Regions from separate parts of the Homo sapiens genome. Here region 1 is linked to region 2. A link is a contact called in ENCODE Hi-C data. All regions are on one chromosome and are shown on one strand. The core of a region is the stretch at or near the end of the contact, and the rest is flanking DNA. Distances in the headings are between cores, read along the strand shown. Region 1 holds the start of GTF3C2 (general transcription factor IIIC subunit 2). Region 2 holds the start of CENPA (centromere protein A).

What was found. A loop is a pair of places that touch in the nucleus more often than their neighbours do. Pooled maps may share reads with other maps.
Region 1: a loop to region 2 is called in a pooled map, with 10 times the contacts of the local background. The contact joins the promoter of GTF3C2 here to the promoter of CENPA in region 2. A Hi-C loop is called at or near these places in 2 of 37 single-sample maps with no recorded cell type and 7 of 50 pooled maps.

What each region holds. Positions count from the first base shown.
Region 1 is chr2:27,353,236-27,358,596 of GRCh38, forward strand. GTF3C2 (general transcription factor IIIC subunit 2) reads right to left here and starts at 3,529. Exons shown (of 19, transcript NM_001035521.3): 1 at 3,504-3,529. GTF3C2-AS2 (GTF3C2 antisense RNA 2) reads left to right here and starts at 3,530. Exons shown (of 4, transcript NR_183827.1): 1 at 3,530-3,621; 2 at 4,573-4,667. RefSeq lists enhancers at 2,923-3,536, 3,050-3,329, 3,380-3,719, 3,537-4,150, 3,730-3,859.
Region 2 is chr2:26,782,075-26,787,331 of GRCh38, forward strand. CENPA (centromere protein A) reads left to right here and starts at 3,982. Exons shown (of 5, transcript NM_001809.4): 1 at 3,982-4,222. The coding sequence starts at 4,123. RefSeq lists enhancers at 2,383-3,152, 3,414-3,513, 4,604-4,653, 4,714-4,763 and a silencer at 4,164-4,273.

The sequences.
Region 1 (5,361 bases), core at 2,279-4,778, 570 kb after region 2:
TACAAAAATTAGCTGGGTGTGGCGGCACACCCCTGTAATCCCAGCTACTCAGGAGGCTGAGGCAGGAGAATTGCTTGCAGGAGGTTGCAGTGAGCCAAGATTGCACCACTGCACTCCAGCCTGGCGACAGAGCTAGACTCCGTCTCAAAAAAAAAAAAAAAAGGAGCAAACAACCATCTATGGTTCAACTTAGTTTTTTAGTTTTTTGTTTTTGTTTTTTTGAGACAGAGTCACGCTCTGTCTCCCAGGCTGGAGCGCAGGGGCATGCTCTCTGCTCACCGCTGCCTCCGCCTCTGGGGTTCAAGTGATTCTTCTGCCTCAGCCTCCTGAGTAGCTGGGATTACAGGCATGTGCCACCATGCCCAGCTAAGTTTTGTACTTTTAGTAGAGATGGGATTTCACCATGTTGGCCAGGCTGGTCTCAAACTCCCAACCTCAGGTGATCCACCCACCTCGGCCTCCCAATCAACTTAGTTTTAATAGAAACAATAACTCTTTCATATTAAAATTTATTTCCCCTGTCACCCAGGCTGGAATGCAGTAGTGCGATGATCATGGCTCACTGCACCTTGACCTCCTGGGCCCAAGTGCTCCTCCCCATCTCAGCCTCTCAGGTCACTGGGACCACATGCACACACCAGCAGGCCTAGCTAATTTTTATTTTTTTTGTAGAGACAGGGTCTCAACTATCTTACTCAGACTGGTCTCAAATTCCTGGGCTCAAGTGATCCTCTAGCTTCAACTTCCAAAGTGCTAGGATTACAGGTTTGAGTCACCACACCCAGCCTATAACGTATGTATAAAGACAAAGCAAAACATTAAAAAAAAAAAAAAAAAGGGTGGGAGCCTGGACAACATAACAAAATCCTGTCTCAACAACAACAACAAAAATGTTTAATTAGCTGGGTGTGGTGGCAAATACCTGTAGCTCTAGCTATTCGAGAGGCTGAGGCAGGAGGATCGCCTGAGCCCAGGAGTTCAAGGTTACAGTGAGCTGTGATCATGCCACTCGACTCCAGCCTGGGTGACAGAGCAAGATCTTGTCTCAAAAAAAGTGGGAACCAATACAATGACTCTTGGCAAGCATTCAACTCAACTAGTGGAAGCAGACTGACCACGTCTACAGGAGAAAAACCTTCAAGCTTCAAGCATTTAGAGAGGAAATAAGAGTATGTCAGTTAACATAAGGAGCTAAATGGAAATCAGTTAAGAGAGCTTCTATACAAGTCTTAAGGATTTTCTAGGCCAAGTGCTGTGACTCACGCCTGTAATCCCAGCACTTTGGGAGGCCAAGGCAGATGGATCACTTGAGGTCAGGAGACTAGCCTGGCCAACATGGTGAAACCCCATCTCTACTAAAAATATAAAAATTAGCCCGGCGTGGTGGCAGGCGCCTGTAATCCCATCTACTCGGGAGGCTGAGACAGGAGAATCACTTGAACCCAAGAGGCAGAGGGAGAGGTTGCAGTGAGCCGATATCACGCCACTGCACTCCAGCCTGAGTGACAGAGGAAGATTCCGGTTTTTTTTAAAGGATTTTCTACATCAGTATACATATATTTATCTCATTCTTCCTAATTGCTGCATGGCATTCCATAGAATTAGTTATTTAGACAATCTTCATTTAATGAACAAATGAGTTAAAATACTATTTCAAAAAATACTGCAATAAATATTCTAGTACAAATCTCTTCATTAATTCATCAATAAATTATTTTTCTCGAATAATCATCTGAACATGGAATTACTGTACTACACTGAAGAACATGCACATTTCAAAATTTGATACTACCAAACGGCTCACCAAAATTAAAACTATTTATGTATATTAGTACCCATTTTATCATACCGTTACTGATCTTTTTAATTTTCGCCAATCTGATAGGTGAAAGAATTCTTCCCCACTCTATTTATTTGCACTGATAATAATTGGTGTCAGCAACTTCTTTCTATATATTGGACATCCATATGACTTTTATGAATTGCCTGTACATATAATTTGCCTGGCCGGGCACGGTGGCTCACGCCTGTAATCCCAGCACTTTAGGAGGCCGAGGTGGGCGGATAACGAGGTCACAAGTTCGAGACCAGCCTGACCAACATGGTAAAACCCCGTCTCTACTAAAAATACAAAAGTAGCCGGGCATGGTGGCACGCGCCTGTAATTCCAGCTACTCAGGAGGCTGAGGCAGGAGAATCGCTTGAACCCGGGAGGCGGAGGTTGCAGTGAGCCGAGATCACGCCACTGCACTCCAGCCTGGGCAACAAGAACAAAACTCCGTATCAAAAAAAAAAAAAATACACTTCTCATGGAAGGCAGCAGCAGGATGTAATGGTACAAATTCTGGATACACAGTAAAGGAATAGATGATCAGTAAATTCGTACTGAGTTTCTAAAACCTTCCATTGCACCCCAATCTGTCTGGTTCCCATGCTGCTCCAGGATGCCAGCTTGACCTCCCCAGCCAAGAAAAAATAATGACACAACACTGCACCTTAAGTATGAAATTACTTTGAATACACTGCTTAGCTTAATATATTGTTTCCTAAAGTGTTCCTAGGGTACAACTGGCGGTATGCAAGATGATTTTAATGGTACGAAAACGAACATTTTAATGACTAGTGCTTTTATTTCAACTTACATAAACAATTATAAGTAGCCCATGAAACCCACGGTTTCATTTATATTGCTTAGGTCGAGACTAATGCATTTAAACTTTTTAAGTAAGTCAATTTAAAGAGAACTATTCAGAAAACAATAGTACAATTGATAAGAGATTGCAAAAATAGTGATGGCACGGGATTGACTTAAAATTGTATATGCCTCTGGAACAAAGAGGTTTGTCCATACCCTATACATCCCTCCAACAAAGTGAGTTGCCTCCGACGGAGTTGAAGTCGCCACCTCTGACTTCCCCAACAGGCAGCCAACTTGCCACGGGACAAAAGGACTAGACAGGGAAACACAACTGGCCCTTGGTTACGCCAATGGCGTTGCAGCGCGCGGGGCACAACCCTCGGGGTTAAAGAGCCTCCTCGAGGAAGAGGCTGGGACACAGCTGAAAGAGATTGACCCACAACCACTCTAGGGGCCATCACCTGCCCTTCTTCAGTCCTGGGCGTGAAGGTAGATTTCTCCCCTAGCCTGTGCGGGAGAGGAGCCCTGGTTTTTCTAACAAGGACTACTGTAGGTTCGCCGAGTTCGAGGGACGCTACGTATGCAGCGCCTACGCCCGGACACAGGCTTCCGCGTTACCGACACCGCGTGGGGGAGGAGGGCAAGACCCGAGGCTTGCAGAGATGGGGGGTGCACGGTGGCCACAGTAGGGAAGGTGCGGAGCATGATGGTGCTCTGTAGGAGCGCAGACGCTGAAAGGCGCGCTGCTGTGGCTGGGAGAAGAGCGGAGCCAGGAGTTTGTTCCCAATATCTTAGTGCTATGGCAAAAGAAGGGGGAGGAGTAATTGTGGGGCCCCCCACACACCCGCTGCGGCGATACACTCACCCTCGCCAAAGTCCTTCCGGAAGTCTAAGTTCGAAGATGGCGCCGCCTGTCTGGTCGCGGTCTTATGACGAAATCTTGTTAGCTGCTCTTCACTGACGCCCCCACCCCAGTGCACAAGGTAAACACGTGTGCTTGGTCCGGAGTCGGTGCCGGGCTAGTTTTCTCTTAGACTCTGTATTCCATAATGCAGCGCGGCCAGAGTCACCGAGCCCTCCGAAGCCAGCCGAGTTCCAGGGCGTCTTCAGCGGCGCCAGGGACGCTGCAGGGCCTCATGGGAGTTGCAGTGTCAAAAAGGGGAGATCGACGCCTGCGCGGCCAACGGGATCCCACGCGGCCTCGACGGGAGCCGGGAGTAGGCGGACTCCCAGGCCGGGCTCGCGCTCTGGATCCCTGAATCCGGCCTTTCCGGCCGGACTGCCGCGCCTGTGGCCGGAAGAGCCAGCTAGACCAGAGAGTCTGTACCTGCAACCCTGGCGGCGTCCGAGCCCAAGGCGGAGTCTGGGAGACAAAGAAGTCCTCGCCGCCGGCCGCTGGAGGATTCTGCCAGTAGTGAAGTCAGGGATGGGCCCGAGAGAGCTTGGAAAGAGGACAAGGAAGGGAAGGAGTAGGAGTAGAAAAGCATGACTTTGGCTGGGTATGGTAGCTCCTGTCTGTAATCCCAGCACTTTGGGAGGCCAAGGCGGGGGAGGATCACTTGAGCCCAGGAATTCGATACCAGCCTGGGCAACATAGTGAGACCCCGTTTTTATTTTTATTTTTATTTTTTCCTGAGATGGAGTCTTGCTCTGTCCCCAGGCTGGAGTGCAGTGGCGCGATCTCGGCTCACTGCAAACTCCGCCTCCCGGGTTCAAGCAATTGTCCTGCCTCAGCCTCCCGAGTAGCTGAGATTACAGGCGCCCGCCACCAAGCCCGGATAATTTTTGTCTTTTTAGTAGAGAAGGGGTTTCACTATGTTGGCCAGGCTGGTCTCGAACTCCTGACCTTGTGATACGCCTGCCTCAGCCTCCCAAAGTGCTGGGATTACAGGCATGAGCCACCGCGCCCGGCCTAATTTTTTAATTTTTTCTAGAGATGGGGTCTCGTTATGTTGACCAGGCTGGTCTTGAACACCTGACCTGAAGTGATCCTCTTGCCTCAGCCTCCCATAGTGCTGCGATCACAGGTGTAAGTCACTGAGTTTGGCCATTATTCCATTTCTGTACACAAAAACCTTTCTCATTCTGTGCTATAACTAGTTAGCATTTAATTGGGTGGATGTGGTATAACTAGTGCCTTGTTGATATTGATGCATATTTACATGGTTTTGCTGTTATAAACAATGGTCCCTTGCTATTATAAATCACACTGCTATAAGTAACCTTGCATCTAAATTACTTCAAATGTGTAACTATATGGGTAGGATAATTTCTAGAAGTGGAATTGTGAACCAAAGTTTTAGGTGCATTTGTAATTTTGATTTATAACCAATCTTTTCACTGATCTACTTCTCTGCCTCTAATTTCTACTAGGTGTTTGTTTGTTTGTTTGTTTGTTTTGAGACAGGGTCTTGCTCTGTCACCCAGGCTGGAGGACAGTGGTGCAATCACGGCTCACTGCAGCCTCAACCTGCCACCTCAGCCTCCTGAATAGTTGGGGTGTGTGGCAGGTGTATACCACCACTTCCAGGTTTTTTTGTTGTTGTTGTTTAATAGAGATGAGGTCTTGCTATATTGCCCAGGCAGGTCTCACACTACTGAGCGCAAGCGATCCTCCTGCCTATGCCTCCCAAAGTGCTGGGATTACAGGTGTGAGTTGCCATGCCTGGCCCGGTTATCTTTCTAAAGCATAAAGCAACCCTGTTGATCCTCTGCTTAATTTT
Region 2 (5,257 bases), core at 2,732-5,231:
CACTCCAGCCTGGGCAACAGTGAGACTCAGTCTCAAAAAAGAAAAAAAAGCTTAAAAATAAAGATATAAACCGGGTGCGGTGGCTCACGCCTGTAATCCCAGCACTTTGGGAGGCTGAGGTGGGTGGATCACGAGGTCAGGAGATCGAGACCATCCTGGCTAACACGGTGAAACCCCGTCTCTACTAAAAGTACAAAAAATTAGCCGGGCATGGTGGCGGGGGCCTGTAGTCCCAGCTACTTGGGAGGCTGAGGCAGGAGAATGGTGTGAACCTGGGAGGCGGAGCTTGCAGTGAGCCGAGATCGGGCCACTGCACTCTAGCCTGGGCGACAGAGTGAGACTCCGTCTCAAAAAAAAAAAAAAAAAAAAAAAGATATAAAGAAAAAATGTTTTTGTATACTTGCAGTGTGTGTTTTAAGCTAAGTGTTATTACAAGAGTCAAATTTTACAGTTCAAAAGCTTATAAAGTTAAAACGTTACCATTAAGCTAAGATTAATTTATTATTGAAGAAGGAAAATTTTTCTTTTTAGAGACAGAGTCTTGATCTGTTGCTGTCACTGGGGTGCAGTGGCATGATCCTATCTCACTGTAGCCTTAAACTCCTGGGCTCAAGTGATCCTCCTGCCTCAGCCTCCCGAGTAGCTGGCACTACAGGCATGCACCACCGTGCCCAGCTAATTGTTTTTATTTCCTGCGGAGATGGGGTCTCACCACGTTGCCCAGACTGATCTCGAACTACTGGGCTCAAACAATGCTCCTGCCTTGGCCTTCCAAAATTTTAGGATTACAGGGGTGAGCCAGTGTACCCAGCCCATTTTTTATACTGTTTTTTTACTGTGCCTTTTCTAGGTTACATATGTTAGATACACAAATACCATTGCATTACAGTTGCCTACAGTATTCAGTACAGGAACATGCTGCACAGGTTTGTCGCCTAGGAGCAATAGGCTATACCATATAGCCAAGGTGTGTGATACACTATACCATCCAGGTTTGTGTAAGTACACTTTATGATTGCACAATGACAAAATCGTCTAACAACACATTTCGCAGAGCATATCCCCATTGTTAAGCATGGGAACTGTATAATGCCTTTATTATATATACATGACTATATAATAAGGGCTATATGATAAGCCAGAGTTACCATGGCACCACAAAATGTTTTTTAAAAAATCAGCCAAGTGGCAGGGTGCGGTGGCTCACGCCTGTAATCTCAGCACTTTGGGCGTGGTGGCACACGCCTGTAGTCCTAGCTACTTGGAAGGCTGAGGCAGGGGAATCGCTTGAACCCGGGAGGCAGAGGTTGCAGTGAGTGGTGGTCGCACCACTGCACTCCAGCCTGGTGACAAAGTAAGACTCCATCTCAAAAAAAAAAAAAAAAAAAATTAGCCAAGTGTGATGGTACATTCCTGTTAGTCCCAGCTACTCAGGAGGCTGAAGTGGGAGGATTGCATGAGTCCAGCAGTTCAAGGCTGCAGTTAGCTGTGATTGCACCACTATACTCCAGCCTAGACAATAGTGCAAGACCCGGTTGTGGGGCGGGGTTAATATATATATATATATATATACACACACACACACAACATAGAATTTACCATTTTAACCAGTTTTAAGTGTACAGTTCAGTGGCGTTAAGCACGTTCACAGTGTTGTGCAACCATCACCACCATCCATATCCAGAATTTTTCATCTTCTCAAACTAAAACTCCCCACCTATTAAATACTAACTCCCCATTCCTCCCTTACTCACTGGCAACCACCATTTTACTTTCTGTCTCTATGAGTTCCGTTATTCCAGGTACCTCATACAGTATTTGTCCTTTTTTTTTTTTTTTTTTGGAGACAGAGTCTTGCTCTATTGCCCAGGCTGGAGTGCAGTGGCACAATCTCAGCTCACTGCAACCTTCCCCTCCTAGGTTCAAGCAATTCTCCTGCCTCAGCCTCCCGAGTAGCTGGGACTACAGGCCCGTGCCACCACGCCCGGCTAATTTTTTGTATTTTTAGTAGAAGCGGGTTTTCACCAGGTTAGCCGGGATGGTCTCGATCTCCTGACCTCATGATCCACTGGCCTCAGCCTCCCAAAGTGCTGGGATTATACAGGCATGAGCCACCACACCCGGCCTTGTCCTTTTTTTTTTTCTTTTTTTTTGAGAGAGGTGCCACTCTGTCGCCCAGGCTGGAGTGCAGTGCCACAATCATGGCTCAGTTCAGCCTCAACCTCCTGGACTCGAGCGATTCTCCCACCTCAGCCTCCTGAGTAGCTGGGGCGACAGGCATACATCTGCACGCCCGGGCTAATTTGTGTGTGTGTGTATCTTTGGTAGAGGTGGGGTTTCTTTCTTCCTTCTCCTCCTTCTCCTTCCCCTTCTCTTTTTTTTTTTTTTTTTTTTTTGAGACAGAGTCTCACTCTTGTCGCCTAGGCTGGAGTGCCGTGGCATGATTTCGGCTCACTGCAACCTCCGCCTTTCAGGTTCAAGCAACTCTGCCTCAGCCTCCTGAGTAGCTGGGATTACAGGCGTGAGCCACAGCACCTGGCAAATTTTTATATTTTTAGTAGAGACGGGGTATCGCCATGTTGGCCATGCTGGTCTTGAACTCCTGACCTCGGGTGATCTGCCTGCCTCGGCCTCCCAGAGTGCTGGGTTTACAGGCGTGAGCCACCACGCTCGGCAAGATGGAGTTTCGCCATGTTGGCCAGGTTGGACTCGAACTCGAACTCAGTGGTTCCGAACAACTTGGCCTCCCAAAGCGCTGGGATTACAGGCATGAACCACCGCACCCCAGCCCAGCATTTGTCCCTTGGTGGACTGCTTTATTTCACTTAGCATAACGTCCTCAAGGTTCATCTATGTTGCAGCAGGTGTCAGAATTCCCTTCCTTTTAAAGGCTGAATAACATTGTGGTATACACCCCATTTTGTTTATCCGTTCATCTGTTGGTGTGTATTCAGGCTGTTTCTGCCTTCGGGCTGTTGTGAAGAATGCCGCTATCAACATGGGTGTGAGAATATCTGTTCAAGTCCCTGGCTATATTTAAATTCTTTTGGATATTTAGCCAGAAGTGGAATTACTGGATCATCTGGTAATTCTATTTTTGATTTTTTGAGGAACCACCAATACTATTTTTCACAGCAGCCGCAGCATTTTACACTCCCACCAGCAATGCACAAGGGTTCCATGAAATCACTAATTTTATAACATTTTTCCTGATTACATGTTCACTGTAGAACATTTAGAAAATGCAAGAAATAAAATTTAGAAAATTAAAATTCCCCTTATTCTACATACCGGGACATGACTTGAATTTTTATTATCCCCAACAAAGGGAAGAGAGCATTTTTTTGGGACGATTGCGTTGCTATAGTGCCGAGGCCTGCCCTGCCCGGACCTTATTCTCAAAGCCCCGCCGATCCCGCCGTCCCCGCGACCCCAAGCGTCAGCAAAGTTTATGCAGTTGAACTGGATTCTGAGTATATCTGTGGATAGTTCCTGGGAGAGTCGCAGATACGACACGGGGTTGTCACATTCTCTATGGGTCTGTTTCCTCATCTTTAAAAGCCATCTCTGCGTTGCTAAGGCAAAGCATAAAATGTTTGAGGAAAGCGACTTTTCTAGAAAGCACGTTCTACAAACACACCATCCACGTTCCAAACTGAGCTTCGGTGTTTTGACTGGAGGGCACCTGAGGACGTCAGTACGGTCCCGCAAAGACCAGCAACCAGATTGGCAAGCAGGGGGCAGGAGAATTTCCCGCCCCATCTCTTTAGTTGTCTATTGGTTGATTTTACCATCAGTCTCCCCTGTCCTCCTATCATCGCCGCTATATTTGTGTCTCGGTGCATACTCTCATTGGCCCTACCTGCAGTCGCTCTACGTAAGGGGCGTTCCAGAGTCAGCCACTGGGAGTCGCTGGATTCGGGTTTTAAAAAACGCCGGCCGTGAAGTGGGCGGAGCGAGCGATTTGAACGCGAGCGGCGCGGACTTCTGCCAAGCACCGGCTCATGTGAGGCTCGCGGCACAGCGTTCTCTGGGCTCCCCAGAAGCCAGCCTTTCGCTCCCGGACCCGGCAGCCCGAGCAGGAGCCGTGGGACCGGGCGCCAGCACCCTCTGCGGCGTGTCATGGGCCCGCGCCGCCGGAGCCGAAAGCCCGAGGCCCCGAGGAGGCGCAGCCCGAGCCCGACCCCGACCCCCGGCCCCTCCCGGCGGGGCCCCTCCTTAGGTAACCGGCCGCGGCCCCATCTCGAAGAGGAGAAAACCGAGGCTCGCAGGCGGAGCCCGGATCTCCCGAGTCCCGATCCCGTGGCACTTCCCTGTTGGGGGACAACGCGGTTCCGCCGTCCGGCATCCGCTCCGGGCACGGGCGGTGCCAGCCCTGCGAGGGGCTGGAGCAGGCGGTTCCGAAAGCGGGAAGGGACCGGCTTAGCCACTTGGCTCCTAACGCCGTCTTCTTGTTAGGACTAGTGGTTACCCAGCGCCCACCGCCCACCGCCAACCAGGCATTGCCTCCCACTGTTCGTGCGTTATCTCAGCTTCATATTGTGCCCATTTTACAGCTAATGAGAAAGCCGAGGCACAGGCCAGAGAGCTTGAGCAGAGTCACACAACTTGGTGTTCTGGCGGACACGGGATTTCCAATCCTCTGTGTTTGTGCATTTTTAAATTGCAAAAGTATTGACTGCTTTCGGTGACGATTTCAAACAGGAGTCCTCTTAGGAGGTGTCTTTCAGGGGTTTTTTTTCCCTTCCGGGAGAGGCTGTTAGGCCTTGAACCGAGGCCCTCTGCGCTGCTCACTCTGTTGCCTTCCAGAGCTTGTGTCCGGGAAAAGGGGCCGAAGTCTGTGTCTTAATTGTCTATGGTGGGCTGGTGGATGGGAGACCCAACGGCAGGAGGAGGCAGATGCCTGTATGGTACATGGTGGCAACAGCTGCTTTACTTATCTCTTAACTCTTGCTACGTAGCTATGAGGAAGATGGGAAGTGTATTGTAGTTTATTTGTTTCATTGCTTTTTGTAGAGACTGGGTCTCCCTGTGTTACCCAGGCTGGTCTCAAACTCCTGGCCTCAAGTGATCCTCCTGCCTGGGCCTCCCAAAGTGCTGGGATTGCAGGCATGAGCCACTGTGCCTACAGGCTTTTTTGGGTTTTTTGTTTTGTTTTGGAGACGGAGTCAGGCTTTGTCGCCCAGGCTGGAGTGCAGTGGCGCGATCTCCGCTCACGGCAAGCTCCGCCTCCTGGGTTCACGCCCTTCTCCTGCCT